2 separate regions of the Homo sapiens genome follow, and region 2 is linked to region 1. A link is a contact called in ENCODE Hi-C data. All regions are on one chromosome and are shown on one strand. The core of a region is the stretch at or near the end of the contact, and the rest is flanking DNA. Distances in the headings are between cores, read along the strand shown.

Region 1 (2,521 bases), core at 10-2,509:
CAGTTCCATTCTTTATCCAAGGTATGTTACTAACCTGGACAAATTACTACATGTTTCTGAGTCTCAGATTCCTTTATCTGGACCTGCATCTTAGAAGTGTTGGGAAGGATTTGTGATAACATATGTAATATACCTGGCTCAGTTCAGCACATGGGTGTTTAAGAAATGGTAGCTGTCATTGACAGAATCTTCTTTATGAAAATATATAATATAGCAATATTCCTATGGAATTTACTTTAGAAATAATCTTCCCTTCATAGTGACTAGAATCAGAATCAAAGGATTTGCAGCATGCATAACATCAAGTTAGTGGAATATGTAATATTTACTACTACCACCGAGTAAAATGACTCAGAAAATGTAGTCTGAATATTCAGTAGGCACTATGATAATTCCATGACATTCGTCCACTTATATTTCATTAAGCAATGTATTCATTTTAGAATACATTTCTAGATCTTATGAAAACTGCATGTAGCGCAATCTGAGGGTTTCAATTCTATAAAACAAAACCAGTTTCTTATCAGGGCCACTACAGAGCATTTCACGTAGAATTTTTTAGATTATTGCAAATTTTATACATCTCTAAAGTTGTAACATGTAGTAGTAATGTCAAGTGAACTGCATAATTTTACTTGATCAGATAGAAAATTTTATATCTGAATAAGGAGTTTTGTGTAGAAGTCAGTAGTATAGTAGAAAGAGCACTGATTTTGGAATAGGAATCTTAAACTCTTTCTAGCAATATATTTTACCTTGGTGAAAAACCACAAAACTCTCATCCAAGTACTAAACAAACCTGACCCAGTTTAGCTTGTGAGATCAGATAAGATGCATGTAGGGTGGCAAGGTGGGGTGAAGAGTATACAGGAACTCTCTGTACTATTTTTGAAGTTTTTCTGCAAATCTAAAATTAGTTCAAAAATTTTTTTTAAAAAGTATTTTTAAAAAATCCAGAGAATCAGTAAGTTTCAGTTTCTTCTATAAATGGAAATGTAATAATAGCTTATCTTTCTCCCTGACACAGCTGTTGAGTGGATAAACATGTAAATAAGGCAGTATACATAAAACTTTAAAATACTGCTGTTCTATGCTGTGATTCTTCCTTACTTGACTTTACCCATTTTACTGATCTTCCCTTCCTCTTGCTGCCAAAATAGTCCTTTGCTTCTTTAAAGCTTTTGTGGTTACTTTATTTAAGGTGAAACACTGCCTCACATCACCAAGTTGCAAAAACAATTCTCCTTTCATCATCTTTCTTTGTAATCATTCCACACCCTCTGTGGCTTGCCTTCTTTAAGCTTCTTGCTTATGAACTAGGCCTGGTGGCCACTGACATTTAATCAAATAACAGTTATAATACATTTACTCATGAGTAAAGCCTGAATAAAATGTGGGCACTGACATCTAAGAGAGTGGAAATTTCATCATCAAATATCTTAACAGAAACCATTTTGTTAAATAACCATAATTACAGGTTTTGCACTTATGATTGCAGAGGATTTTGCTCTTCTGCATTCTTAGAAGCTCAAGGGACAGCCATTGTGTTCAGGCTACTTGAAATACCTATACTGAATCTAAGTATAGCCAAGCCTTCTTCAAGAGAAAAGTCCCTGCAAGACTTTATAATTCAAAGATTTTCACACCCACAATTATTTTAAAGATTATTTCTGTTTTTAAAAAATATTTTTAGTTTAGGTAAGTAGACTTTTCAGATAAGAATTCAAAATATGGCCGGGCGCAGTGCCTCATGCCTGTAATCCTAGCACTTTGGGAGGCTGAAGCGGGCAGATCACTTGAGGTCAGGAGTTTGAAACCAGCCTAGCCAACATGGTGAAACCCCGTCTCTACTAAAAATACAAAAAATTAGCCAGGCATGGTTGTGGTCACCTGTATTCCCAGCTATTCGGGACGCTGAGGCAGGAGAATCTCTCGAGCCCTGGAGGCAGAGATTGCAGTGAGCCAAGATTGCGCCACTGCACTCCAGCCTGGGCAACAGAGTGAGACTCTGTCTCAAGAAAAAAAAAAAAGACATTAATTTTCCAAATGTGTAGACATTTCTGCTTTTTCTTAAGTATTTAGGAATTTACGTTTACTACATCTGAAGCAAAGCATTTTTGATTGTTATGATTATTCTTGTATCTTCGTGATAGTCATACTTGGTAAAGACTATCATTTTCTCCTTTTCTTAGTGACTAAATCTTGGCATTCTCAGGAAAAAAATTTTCTTCCTTTTGTTTTATGTTAACTCATGCTTCTAGCTTAGATCAGTCTCTGTGACAGATTTCTATTGATGGACTTGCTCATTTCTGATTCGTGAAAACAACTCAGCCAATTACAAGAAAGGAAACTTTAGCATTAAGATGATTAAGAACGTTCCATTTAGAGGAATAAATAATTTAATTTTGTTTGTTTTGTTTCTAATCTTAACTCAAATGCTATCCAGTTATAAAAGCCTATTTTTCCTCGAGAATTTTTCCCACACTGGTGGCATTGTTTCCTTACTGGAGCATGACATACT
Region 2 (2,521 bases), core at 16-2,515, 330 kb before region 1:
TTTTGTTTTTGCTTTTTAACTTGTATTTTTGTTTTATAGGTCGTGTGTGCTTTATGCTTTAAAGAGATTCTGTTTTGATGTGTTTCCAGGATTTGTTTCAAGATTTAGAGCTCCTTTTAGCAGTTCTTTTAGTGGTTGCTTGGTAATGGTGAATTCTCTCAGCATTTGTCTGAAAATGACTGTATCTTTCCTTCATATATGATGTTTAGTTTCGCTGGATACAAAATTCTTGGCTGAAGATTGTTTTGTTTGAGGAGGTTGAAGATAGGGCCCCAATCCCTTCTAGCTTGTAGGGTTTCTGCTCAGAAATCTGCTGTTAATCTGATAGGTTTTCCTTTATAGGTTACCTGGTACTTTTGTCTAACAGCTTTTATGATACTTTCCTTTGTCTTAACTTTGGATAACCTGACGACAGTGTGCCTAGACATTGATCTTTTTGTGATGAATTTCCCAGGTGTTTTTTTGTGCTTCTTGTATTTGGATGTCTAGGTCTCTAGCAAGGCTGGGGAAGTTTTCCTTGATTATTCCCCCAGATATGTTTTCTAAGCTTTTAGAATTGTCTTCTTCCTCAGGAACACTGATTATTCTTAGGTCTGTTAGTAATTGTGCATTCTCCACAGAGTATTCTTAGGTTTGGTTGTTTAACATAATCCCAAACTTCTTGGAGGGTTTGTTCATATTATTCTGTTTTCTTTTTCTTTGTTGGATTGGGTTAGTTCGAAGACCTTGTCTTTGAGCTCTCAATTTCTTCTACTTGTTCTGTTCTATTGCTGAGACTTTCCAGAGCATTTTGCATTTCTAAAAGTGTGTCCAAAGTTTCCTGAATTTTTGATTGTATTTTCTTTATGCTATCTATTTTGTTGAATATTGATCCCTTCACTTCTTATATCACTTTTTGGATTTCCTTGCATTGGGCTTCGCCTTTCTCTGGTCCCTCCCTGTTTAGCTTAATAACTAACTTCCTGAATTCTTTTTCAGGTAAGTGAGGGATTTCTTCTTGGTTTGGATCCATTGCTGGTGAACTAGTGTGATTTTATGGGGGTGTTGATGAACCCTGTTTTGTCATATTACCAGGGTTGATTTCCTGGTTCTTTCCTATTTGGGTAGGCTCTGTCAGAGGGAAGGTCTAGGGTTGAAGGCTGTTGTTCAGATTTTTTTGTCCCACAGGGGGTTCCCTTGATGTAGTACTCGCCCCCTTTTCCTGTGGTTATGGCTTCCTGTGAGCCAAACTGCCTGATTGTTTTCTCTCTTCTGGGTCTAGCCACCCAGTGAGTCTACCCAGCTCCTGGCTGGTGCTGAGGGTTTCTGTGCACAGTCCTTCTGATGTGAACCGTCTATGGGTCTCTCAGCAGTGGATACCAGTGCCTGTTCTGGTGGAGGTGGTGGAGGGTGCAACGGACTCTGTGAGGGTTCTTAGCTTTGGTGGTTTAATGCTCTATTTTTGTGCTGGTTGACTTCCTGCCAGGAGGTGGTGCTTTCTAGAAAGCATCAGCTGTAGTAGTGTGGAGAGGGATCAGCAGTGGGTGGGGCCCTAGAACTCCCAGGATTGTATGTCCTTTGTCTTTGGCTACCAGGTTTCCTAGGGAAATCCTGTCAGGTGGGGATGGGGCTAGGTGTGTCTGAATTCAGACTCTACTTGGGCCGTCTTGCTGTGGCTACTGTGGGGGATGGGGTGAGATTCCCAGGTCACTGGAATTGTATACCTAGGAGGATTATGGCTGCCTCTGCCGAGTCATGCAGGTTGTCAGGGATGTGAGGAAAAGCGGCAATCACAGGCCTCACTTAGCTCCCAAGCGAACTGAAAGGCTGGTCTCATTCCCACCGTGCTGCCCACAACAGCCCCAAGTCTGTTTCCAGGTGGAGGGCACGCTTGAAAACTTACCAGAGGCTTTCCACTTCCCAGAGTATTTGAGGTGTCTCCCAGGTACTGCAGGAGCAGTCCGCTTTCTTCAGAGGTTCTGTGGGTCCTCTCAGGATTGCTGGTTTGTTCCTGCAGTTGATCAGAAGCTAACATTCACAATCTGGTACACTATTCTTGGTGGACATTTTCTCCCCATCCTTTTCATCACTTTGACTATATCATCCCATTCTCTCCTGGTCTGTAAGGTGTCTACCGAGAAAACTGCTGTTAGCCTTATTTGAACTCTGTTATATGTGATTTCTTTCTTTTCTCTTGTTGGTTTCAGGATCTTTTCTTTATGTTTGATTTCTGACAGTTTGGTTATAATATACCTTCGTCTATTCTTGTTTGGATTAACTCTGATGGGAGATTTTTTTCCCTGCCTATATGTTGATATTTATATCTTCTTCAGATTTGGGACATTTTCTGCTATTTATTTAAATAAGATTTCTATCACTTTTTCTCTTTCTTCTTCTTGAACTCCTATGACCGAAATATTTGCTGTTTTGATGCTGTCTCATATATTTTATAAGCTTTCTTCAGTTACATAGTTTTTTTTTTCTCTTTTGACTATATATTTTTAACTAACTTGTCCTTAAGATCACAGATCTTCTGCTTGAT

The links. A loop is a pair of places that touch in the nucleus more often than their neighbours do. Pooled maps may share reads with other maps.
Region 2: a map of naive thymus-derived CD4-positive, alpha-beta T cell shows a loop between it and region 1 (3-fold over the local background). The contact joins two enhancer-like sites. A Hi-C loop is called at or near these places in 1 of 168 maps with a recorded cell type or tissue (naive thymus-derived CD4-positive, alpha-beta T cell) and 4 of 50 pooled maps.

What each region holds. Positions count from the first base shown.
Region 1 is chr6:44,975,874-44,978,394 of GRCh38, reverse strand. The region is part of intron 6 of SUPT3H (SPT3 homolog, SAGA and STAGA complex component); the gene reads left to right. Among named protein-coding and RNA genes, the nearest start is that of MIR586, 220 kb to the left of the region's middle. Within about 2 kb of position 1,259, at least 3 of the 41 ENCODE cell types and tissues checked have a DNase peak (open chromatin) inside an H3K27ac peak, as active enhancers do.
Region 2 is chr6:45,309,400-45,311,920 of GRCh38, reverse strand. All of the region lies in intron 2 of SUPT3H (SPT3 homolog, SAGA and STAGA complex component), which reads left to right. Among named protein-coding and RNA genes, the nearest start is that of RUNX2, 18 kb to the left of the region's middle. Within about 2 kb of position 1,265, at least 3 of the 41 ENCODE cell types and tissues checked have a DNase peak (open chromatin) inside an H3K27ac peak, as active enhancers do.